2 separate regions of the Homo sapiens genome follow, and region 2 is linked to region 1. Evidence: read pairs that join two places in POLR2A ChIA-PET (ENCODE). Cell type or tissue: OCI-LY7. All regions are shown on one strand. Each heading gives the region's core, and the rest is flanking DNA. Links, peaks and the distances in the headings are about the cores only.

Evidence for each region. ChIA-PET counts read pairs that join two places held together with the same protein. Peaks named below come from ENCODE experiments on the same cell type or tissue, not always from the same donor. Only the 100,000 strongest peaks of a DNase experiment are listed, where the experiment ranks them.
Region 2: POLR2A ChIA-PET joins it to region 1 with 6 read pairs; 3 of 35 experiments call an interaction of 5 or more read pairs at or near these places.

What each region holds. Positions count from the first base shown.
Region 1 is chr3:122,071,971-122,077,438 of GRCh38, forward strand. The region is part of intron 1 of CD86 (CD86 molecule); the gene reads left to right. Among named protein-coding and RNA genes, the nearest start is that of CD86, 19 kb to the left of the region's middle. RefSeq lists an enhancer at 2,726-3,065. In OCI-LY7, for the core only: no CTCF peak of the experiment used is centred there; DNase peaks (open chromatin) are centred at 2,241, 2,871 and 5,191; H3K4me3 peaks cover 3,612 bases; H3K27ac peaks cover 3,283 bases.
Region 2 is chr3:121,995,195-122,000,540 of GRCh38, forward strand. All of the region lies in intron 5 of ILDR1 (immunoglobulin like domain containing receptor 1), which reads right to left. Among named protein-coding and RNA genes, the nearest start is that of ILDR1, 24 kb to the right of the region's middle. RefSeq lists enhancers at 168-462, 2,222-2,301, 2,332-2,441. In OCI-LY7, for the core only: CTCF peaks have their summits at 525 (motif pointing left) and 750; DNase peaks (open chromatin) are centred at 87, 507, 2,917 and 3,906; H3K4me3 peaks cover 1,117 bases; H3K27ac peaks cover 2,178 bases.

The DNA.
Region 1 (5,468 bases), core at 469-5,468:
CATGCGGTGTTTGGTTTTTTGTCCTTGCGGTAGTTTACTGAGAATGATGATTTCCAATTTCATCCATGTCCCTACAAAGGACATGAACTCATCATTTTTTATGGCTGCATAGTATTCCATGGTGTATATGTGCCATATTTTCTTAATCCAGTCTATCATTGTTGGACATTTGGGTTGGTTCCAAGTCTTTGCTATTGTGAATAGTGCCACAATAAACATACGTGTGCATGTGTCTTTATAGCAGCATGATTTATAGTCCTTTGGGTATATACCCAGTAATGGGATGGCTGGGTCAAATGGTATTTCTAGTTCTAGATCCCTGAGGAATCGCCACACTGACTTCCACAATGGTTGAACTAGTTTACAGTCCCACCAACAGTGTAAAAGTGTTCCTATTTCTCCACATTCTCTCCAGCACCTGTTGTTTCCTGACTTTTTAATGATTGCCATTCTAACTGGTGTGAGATGGTATCTCATTGTGGTTTTGATTTGCATTTGTCTGATGGCCAGTGATGGTGAGCATTTTTTCATGTGTCTTTTGGCTGCATAAATGTCTTCTTTTGAGAAGTGTCTGTTCATATCCCTTGCCCACTTTTTGATGGGGTTGTTTGTTTTTTTCTTGTAAATTTGTTTGAGTTCATTGTAGATTCTGGATATTAGCCCTTTGTCAGATGAGTAGGTTGCAAAAATTTTTTCCCATTTTGTAGGTTGCCTGTTCACTCTGATGGTATTTTCTTTTGCTGTGCAGAAGCTCTTTAGTTTAATTAGATCCCATTTGTCAATTTTGGCTTTGGTTGCCATTGCTTTTGGTGTTTTAGACATGAAGTCCTTGCCCATGCCTATGTCCTGAATGGTAATGTCTAGGTTTTCTTCTAGGGTTTTTATGGTTTTAGGTCTAATGTTTAAGTCTTTAATCCATCTTGAATTGATTTTTGTATAAGGTGTAAGGAAGGGATCCAGTTTCAGCTTTCTGCATATGGCTAGCCAGTTTTCCCAGCACCATTTATTAAACAGGGAATCCTTTCCCCATTGCTTGTTTTTCTCAGGTTTGTCAAAGATCAGATAGTTGTAGATATGCGGCCTTATTTCTGAGGGCTCTGTCACTATACATCTACTAGAATGGGTAAAATCCAAAAATCTGACAATACCAAATGCTGCTGAGGATGTGGAGCAACAGGAAGCCTCATTGCTCCACATCCTCAGCAGCATTTGGTATTGTCAGATTTTTGGATTTTAGCCATTCTACTAGATGTGTAGTGGTATCTTACTGTTTTAATTTGCAATTCTCTAATGAGGTATGATGCTGACCACCTTTTCATATGCTTATTTGCTGTCCGTGTACCTTCTTTGGTGAGGTATATGTTCAGATCTTTTGCTCCTTATTAAATTGGGCTGTTTGTTCTTTTATCTTTGAGTTATAAGAGTTCATTGTGTATTTTGGATACCAGCCCTTTATCAGATATATCTTTTGCAAATATTTTTTCCCCAATCTTTGGCGTGTCTTTTTATTCATATAATGGTTGATACATGTTTCTGCTTTAAGGAGGAAGGGTTTTAAAAATACAATTTACAGTAGCAGTAAAAATAAAAATTTATTGCAAATGTCTTATGTTCACTCTCAGGTGATGTCAGGGAACTATGGACCCAGCAGGGTTTAATTAAAGGGGAGTGTCAAGTCCTGGGGGCTGTGGTTGACAATCCTCCTTTATTGGCAATTGTGCAGCAGGGCTGGGAGTAAGAAGACAACCCAGTCCTGAGCTGCATCACTTCTAAATTAAGAATAATTCAGGAACTGTGTTTACGGTGAAATCCTGGCCCTTCTCACATAGATTATATTATGCATAGGATATGAATTTCTGTCCATGAATCCAAGTATATATGAAATCATCACTTTGAAAATTTCCTTTAACTCAACTTAATCCCACTGGTGAGCCTCAATCCTGCCAGTTGAAAAAGAGACTGTAACTGGGTCATGCAGGAGTCTCCTTCCTTTCCTGCAGCCCAGTCAGAATTCAAGAAGTTCACCTGGTAACTGGAAAATGATGGAAGGGCCTCAAGTCCCTAGTCTGTCCTGGTTGCCATTGGCACCCTTACTATCTGAGCCCATAGTGGTCTGTGAAGTCCGGCAGCTCCCTGCCCCCATGCCACAGTGGGGAATGAGAATATCTACTGATGCTGGGCCCCATGAGCAAAGCATGCTGCCTTTCTAGGCATGAGCCATCACACCTGAGGTTGCTACCCCCTCGGGAGCACTGATGGAGGGGCAGTTGGGTTTCTACTGCTCACAGGACCCAGACAACCATCCCCTGCCCTCCCTTCTTCTTGCACTTCAAAAGCACTCTCTTCCTCTCTTTTCACCTCTAAGCCACCGGTATCATCTCTTCCATGGGCTTTCACAAAAGTCTGGATGAACCTTTGAACTTGTATCTCTTCTGCTTTCCCCCTTGCATCAAGAAAGCTTAGAAAACAAACACTAATTAACGTTTCAATAAATAATGCTGCTCTAATTATTTGTGGAAACTATTCTGTATTAGAACTACCATCAGCACCGCCTCCTAGAGTGCTTTTAGACTTGACCACTGGCCGCAGGAGGCCACTTCCATATAACAACAAACAGATGGCTGAAATTGGAAAACTCAGCTAAATGTTCAGATGTTTCTAGACTCCCACGGGTTTCTGGCTCTGGCACATGGAGTAGATCCTGACTGTGTGGTCCTCAGGGGACTCTCTCTGGTGAAGTTTGGTGAGGTCAACTTCCACACCCACACACACCAGCTACTGTGTGTAGCCTGTCCTCCTCTGGTTGCTTCTACTTGCAGCCTTGGCCTCTTCAGTCCTGAGAGCGTTGGAGAATGAGGCAGTGGAGGAAGCAGCCCCACACAGAAAGCAGTTTCTGAAGTAACCTCAGCAACTTCCTCCTCACCAAACACAAGGAACTGATCTTCTCCACTGGGCTCGGCCTCTGGTCAGCCAAGGACAACACTGTTGACCACCATCACGGTTGGCCCCACTCCACCCTTGGCTCTGATGACATATGTGGGAGTCAGAGGAATTTTGATTGGCTGACTGCTGGCCTGTCACACAAACAAGATGGGGCAAGGGGGTTGCGATATGACTTGACATGTGAAAAAAAAAAAAGCCGTGGTCAGCAACCCCCTGCAACTGTTGAAAGGCTAATTCAATCTCTGACTCTTTAACAAAAGTGATCTTGTTCACTGCCTGTTCTGCCCTGAGAGCCTTCTCTGCTAGGAGGTAGGTTGACTGACTCAGGGAGAAGGGTGCTGGTGGCAGAGCTGCCAATGGGTGAGGGTCCTAGAGACTATCGACATGAGGGGCAGTTGAGAACACTGTAGTATTTAGCTGAGAGGAGAGACTATTAATAAAATTTACAAAATCAGCTTTCAGCTATTTGGAAGGGTTTATATAAAAGGATAAAATAATATGTTCTGGTAGTTCTAGAAAACAGGACAGAGACAAGTAGCTGGTACTTATGGATTGGAGGAGTGAGTGGCAGTAGTTTGGGGATTATTTATAAAAAAGACATTTTTCTGTTAACTCTCTTTTCTAATAGTGAATTTCCCAACCTGACAAGTAAGAAAGCACAGGCTAGACACGCATCTGTCATGACACTGAAGGGGTCCTTGCTTGAGTGAGAGACTGGAATGATGAGTTTTGAGGTCCCTTACAGTCCAGCAACTCTAGCTAAGTTGGAGAATAAGAGAATTCCATGACACCATATCACCCCCTCATTTCTGCTGCCTGCCTCACCATTCATCTCTCTTTACTCCTTTTAATATCATTCTACGTTACAGCATTGGAGGAGGCTGCTCTAAATAGGAACTGAAATAAGTAGATTAAAGAAGTGCTATGGAAGGGAAAACAATAAAACAACTTGTTTTTTAAGAGCCTACTATTGCCAGGATCTGTGCTAAGCACCATATATATGCCATGTTATTTAACCGTCATGACATGCCTATGAGATATTTAGTATTACTTCTGTGAGGAAGCCAAAGCTCAGAGAGGTTAAATAACTGCCCCAAGAACACACAGGCATTAAGTAGTGGAGCAGGGTTTGAACACAGGTCTCTATGACTCCAAAGTGCAGTGTGATATGTTATTTTTACTGATCTGTTTATGGAAAATGATACTGCTTTCTAATTTAGTATTAACACAAAGATTTTTTTCTAAATAGATTTACTTAAAGTATGTTATAAAAATACTATATAAATAATGAAACAGATTTTACATGAGTATGAAGTGGTACTAGTAGCTAGAATGATGAAAGTTTGGGGAATACTACTCCAAATATTTTGATAGCTAGCCTTTCAATTTAGCCTGTCTTATATTTGGACTGCTGAGTACAAGGAAAAGAAGGAAACATGAAAATTAAGTGAAATATGAGTTACTTCCCCTGTGCTCTGATAGGTGGGTAATTGATCATATGTCACAATAAGAAAATCAAATGAACCCTTTCAAACAACAGCAAAATCTGTGATTGTAAAATCCAGAGGAAAACCCCAGGTGGGATCTATCTGTATGAAGGATGAAATTTCCAAGGTCTGAACATAGAATGGCTGAGAGGAAGTGATGACCCTGTGAGTCAAGACCCTGGACCCTGGGGGAGCCCTGTGGGTTTGAGAAGCCCTGGGTGAAAGGTGAAGGGTTTTACAGGCCTGTTTACAGACCTCTGTAGTGACAGAAGGGAGATCTTTGTGCAAAGGTCAAAGTAAGAATTGGGAAAGTCTGAAAAGAAAACAGGAAAGTAATAATGAAGATGAAATAACTACTTGGCATACTCTGCCACATGATTTACAGGCAAGGTTTCCTTTGTTTTTCACAACAATGCAGCAAAGAAGTGATTATGAGTCACATTTCATAAGTGAGAAGACTGACATTCAAACATGTTCAATAACTGGCCCAGGGTCCAGTGGTCAAGCCAGGACTGGACTTCGGACCACCAGTTCCAAACCCACACCCCTTCCCTTGCACCACACGCTTTTGTGTGGATGAGCCTCCCCAACCCTGTCAACAACAAACTGTCACTTTGTCACTTTTAATGTCTCCTGCTTCACAGGACACAGCTAGCCTCCAAGAGATCAGGGAGGCATGCCCAGAGGGTGCTGCTTCTCTCTTTTGAAGCTCAAGTGCCACAGACCTCAGAGGCACATAAATGTCCCCCACACTGAGCAGAGGACTTTGCAGTGCCTGATCAGGGCAGAAAAAGGAGGCATGCACCTGGGGGAGGATCACATACGAGTGAAACCTGTCCCCGCTGAAGCACTAGGTTTGGAGAAATCTACTGGGCATTTACACACCTTTCCCACTTCTGCTTATGACTTGTAGCCAAACTCAAGAGTACCACCCACTTCCAGGAATAGTGTACCAAGGTAACAGAAACATTCTAGATTCATACAATTGGGGTTAGATTAGGATCATCTGAAAATGAAGGTTGTGTATGTCAATTGCCT
Region 2 (5,346 bases), core at 1-5,000, 77 kb before region 1:
TTGTGGCTGAGTGCCTCATGTTTCCTAAGGGCTCTGCCTATCCACGCGTGTTGGACGTGTGCCTGTACGTTAAGTGCAGGAAGTGCCAGCCTCAGTGTGAACGAGGTTAGGCCCCAGCCTGGCATTCTCAGTTCCTCCTTGCTTCCCTGGGCCCTGTGGCCACCCCTAAAACAGCAGGGCCACGTACAGTAGAAGGGGGCAGAAAGCTGGCATCCTGAACACAGCCACATAGGGTGTAGGGTTTGCCAAGGCCAGCAGCAAAGGGGTCATCCAGTGGGCTGCTCAGTGATTCCAGTATGAAACTTCCAGCACAACAGGAAGTGGTTGTAACAGAGTCCCCAGAAATGTCCGGAGCTCCAACCCTCAGTGTGAGTCACAGCCTAGCCTGGAAGAAATCAGAGGCAAACTTGCAGCAGCTCCCCCAGCAGCTACACCTTCATGCCAGCTGATCACCTGGAGCCTCCCTGAAGACAGGTCCACAGGCTCAGCACTGCCCTCTCCCTCTGCAGAGATGCCTCTCCCTAGCTCCCTCTTCTGGCCACCACCAACACACATACTGGAATGCCCAGCCTTATACATGTAATTTACTTTACATAAGCTAACTAGTTCTCTGAAAAATCTCTTCACGTGGGAATCCAATGAGGAAGCTGGGCTCAGAGAGATTACCTTCCCAGCCTAAGGTCCTACAGCTAGCGACTGGCAGAGCCAGGGTGTGAACCTGTGTGACGCTCAAGCCTACACTCTTTGTGTGCCGCACCGCCAAGTCCCCAGACTCCTTTATTTTCTGTGATGAAGCAAAAAACCTTCCCTGCAGGCACCTCCTCAATTTACCTCTCTCTAACTCGGCTCCAGACCTTTCAAAGTCCACTCCAGACTAGTCTCTCCTTCCATAGCCTCGGGACATCTGATTCCAAGGAGAACAACCCTACCCACTGTACCCCTTTAATGGAATCCTAGCTTCTTCCAGATGGTCCTATTCCCATTTAGCCACTCCTCCTGCTTCCTTCAATCAGGGAGAAAGGCAGAGTTGTGCTTCCTCTTTGCTCCTCAAATGATTTTTTCACTAATGGGACTCCTTCCACAAATAACTCTCTAACAACCCTTCCAGATCCTCCATGAGTGTTTCTGACATTTCCCTGAGTTTTTTTCACACAGTCCAGAGATTAATTCACCTGCTCCCTTAGCTGCCACACCATTTTTCCAGGGTCTCACCCTTCCTTCTTGCACTAAAACTAATGAAACAGGATGGAAGACACAGCCTTTGAGCTTTTCTCTTGCGTGCCTTCCCCTGCATCCCTGAAAACAGCCTCACGGGATGTCTAGGCTATCAGGGGTATCTGTTGCTCACCTAATGGGGAATCAGATAGGCAATAAAAGTAGGAAACCTGGATAAGGCAACAAAGCTGCAAAAGACTCCCAATAAGTTATCTTTTAACCTCAGTGGAGTAAAATCTGCCTTAGTCACCCTTAATGAGCTTGTTAAAAATACAGCTTTCTGAGCCTCACTCCCAGGGACTCTCCTTCAGCTGGTCTAATGCAAGGCAAGAAAATTTGTATTTTCAACAAGCTCCCTGTTCCAATAATGTAGGAGTCAACTTGGAATTGACTGCTGAGGATTCTCAACAACCCTTTGGTCACCATTCCTTACCATCCCCTCTCCACTCTTACAGAACCCATTCTTGCCCTTGTTTTGTTTTTTTTGTTGTTGTTGTTTTGTTTTGTTTGAGATGGAGTCTCGCTATGTCACCCAGGCTGGAGTGCAATGGCACGATCTCGGCTCACTGCAACCTTCGCCTCTGGGGTTCAAGCGATTCTTCTGTCTCAGCCTCCCGAGTAGCTGGGATTACAGGCGCCCACCACCATGCTCAGTTAATTTTTGTATTTTTAGTAGAGATAGGGTTTCACCATGTTGGCCAGGCTGGTTTTGAACTCCTGACCTCAGGCGATCTGCCTGCCTCGGCCTCCCAAAGTACTGGGATTACGGGCATGAGCCACCATGCCCAGCCCTTGCCCTTCTTTTAACCTATGGTCACTTAGTCTATTTGCTTTCTCCAAAACTACCAGTCCTCCCTGATTTGACTGACCAGTCATTTCTGGGACATCCTCAGGTGTTTCCTAGAATCTGATGCCCCTTTGAACTCTTGTCATTTTAGCTTTAGGAAACTACCAGCAGATGCTTCTGGGTCCCAACCAGGCAATTGACCTCAAATAGCCCTCCTCCCAATAGGGCTTTCCTTCTTGACCTCTCAAACATGCATTCCCTCCTCTATAGCAGCAGGTTAAACATTCCCCACCTCTTAGGTCTTCCCCTGCCTGTGAACTTTCTGCTGATGACTTCATCTCTATTGATGAAGAGGAACCAGCCCTGAACGTGGAGCCAAGAAACCTAGGTTTAGTCCAGGGCCCACTGCTAACAGGCTGTAACAAGTAATTGTGGAAAAATCTCCCTCGACTTCACTTCCCTCAGCTGTGAGGCAGAAGGAGATGGGGCAGGAGAGATCAGAGAGTCTCACTGTGGCTGTGGCCTACTGCTGGGCATGCCTGGAGGTTCTCCAGTAAGGAGGGCCAGTAACTGCTCTAGGGATGAAAGCCGTTTCTCCAGTTCTTAGGGAAAAAATACGTTTCCATTTCAAAAATGTCTATCTTTAAGTCCTACAGAGGGCTGTTTACCACTATTAGGTGAACTATCAAGGGTTACTAAAATTTGGTCTTATTTTCATTTTTCTCCTCTCTAATCCTTTTTTAACTCTCACTAGAAAGTGGGAGCAGGTTGGGGAGGTGGGATGTGATCAAAGAAGTTCAAGAATCACTGACATGTTTCTTGAAGCTTCCTTCTGCATCTAGAATTTTGATTTGCTGAAATCGAGTCAGGCAGATGTGAGCTCCCTCAGCTTCCTCCCTTACATCTTAATCATCCTCCACATTTTAATGACTTCCTTTCTGTCTTCAGAGGCCAGGCTGCTTCCCTTTCCCTTCCGCTCCCTTTCTAAGGCCAGTTCTTTCCTTGTAGGGCTGAGGCCACTCCTACCAGCTTCATCACTCATCAGTGACCTCACTTCTTAATGCTTCACTTTACTCATTTGATATTAACCTTGGTTCTTTGCTTATAAACATGTTTAGGATTACCTTATTCTACAAACACCAACAATAACTCCTTACTCCTCTAACCAAAGAGCTTTCTTTAATAACTCATGCCCTTCCATGCAATTCTTCTTGTCAACAAACTTCTCAGGACAGTCTACCCCAGTGACTCACTTTGAAAGTGACCTCATCGGCCCAAGTTCAGGGATCTTTGTAATCTACATTTCTTGATTTTACTAGTTTTTTAAAATGAACCTAATCCCTCAGGAGAAACAACTCTCCCGCAGAACCTCCATTTATTAGTTTACTAATAAGTGGTGCACTTATCATTTGTGTTAGCTTTGTCCCCAGTCTTGCCTGCTTTTAGTGCCCCACGAACCTAGGGAGTCTAAGCAGGCATCTTGGGCGGGTTTTTCTTATCTCATCCTGCATATTATTACTCCAGTGACAGTGATTTCTCCATGGCCTCCTCCCTAAGATCCCTGAAAGGTAGGGGGCCCCACAGTCCAATGCTGCATCCTCCACGACTTTTCCCCTCCTACGGTGTCTTAGCCAATCCCACAGTGATCCACCTACAGAGGCTGTGGCAGTCTCTGCTGTAGGAATGCAGACTCTCACAAGTCAGATGAACATGGATTCAACTCTGCAAAACCACTGCTACTTCCTAGCTGTGGGGCTTTTCTGACCTTTGGTCTCCCATCTTTTAAAAGAGATGACTTCTGCCTTCTAGGGTGGTTGTGAGGATTCAGTGAGGAAACGTATGCAAGGGGACTACACATCAGACATCCAATAAAAGTTAGTTCTCTTTTCCTGTAAGACAGCAACCTCAGAGCACAGGCCTGAAACCAGACTCAGGCCACCGACTTTCTTCACATTGTAGATCAGGTTTTGTTTCTATCTTAATAGGTCATTCATTATTTTTCCCTTAAAAAATTTCCTTTCAAATGGATCAAACTGATAAAGGTGGTTATCTCTGGGTACTCAGATGAGTCATTACATTTTCCTGAATTTCTCAAATTTCCTACAATATAGTACTTTATTTAGATCATCTGGAAGAGGAAATGTTATTGAAAATAGAAGCCAAAAAAAATTAAAAACCTTCTATTTAAAGCAGTTGGTGCTATTCCATCTATTTGACCAAGAAAATAACTTTATAGAATAATTTTGTATTATTTTGCCTTTACCATGTATTCTGTAGCCAACATTTTTTAGGGCATAATTCTGTTATAGCTCTGTTTTAAAGGATCAGATGTTAGTCCAAAGGAAGATCACATTGAAAGCAAGATCATCTGCTCCCTCTTCCCTTGCCCTAACTCAAGGATTCTCAAAGTGTGGCTCCTCTACCAGCAGCAGCACATCACCTGGAAACTTTTGAGATAAGAAATACAAATAAAGTTCTAAGCCCCCAAATGACTAACAGACCCCCTCTTGGCCAAGGGGACCCCAGAGAAATCTTGGAAGCTAAGTTCATGGCCATGACGGGATGGGAGGTCAGACTCACCTCATTATATCCCCTCTCACAGTGACCACCCCTTTCAAAAGACTCCACGTGGATAATGTCAATTACTAGTTTATCTTCCCAGGTACAGAACAAAGGCAAGATAAGGTCTAATTCTTCTTTTCCCCTTTTCTAATATTCACCTTATCTTATGTAAAATATAGATTTGCTGGGCACTAACTAAAGTTTCACAAGTATATAATCATTTGTTTCATTGCTGCCTCCCACTTCTTAAGGAAAATGTATAAATACTAAACCTCCTGGGAACCTCTTTGAAAAAAAAAAACAGCCACAGATGCATCTGTGACTTATGTTTTTTCCCTGGGTATGCCCTCAAGCTAGCTCAATAAACCTCAATGATCTGAGACTTATGCCTCAGTCACTCATTTTGATTGCCAGAGAAATAAAAATTCTCAGGTCCTGCCCCAGACAGGTTGAGTCAGAAAACGGAGATGGCAGCCAAAAATTAAGTTAAGGAGGAAAAAAAAAAAAAAAGAAAAAACAGAAATCATCCCTACCTCCTGACCTCTGGAGAGGGGAGAGTGGCTGAAGGTGACTTGATCACTGATAGCCAATGACTTAATCAATCATGCCTATGTAATGAAGTCTCCATAAAAACCCAAAAGGACTAGGTTCAAGGAGCTTCCTGGCTGCTGAAGACGGAGGTCCTGGGAGGGTGGCACACCTGGAGAGGACATGGAAGCCCCTCCCCGCTCCCACATACCTTGCTCTATACATCTCTTCATTTGGCTGTTCACTTGTATTCT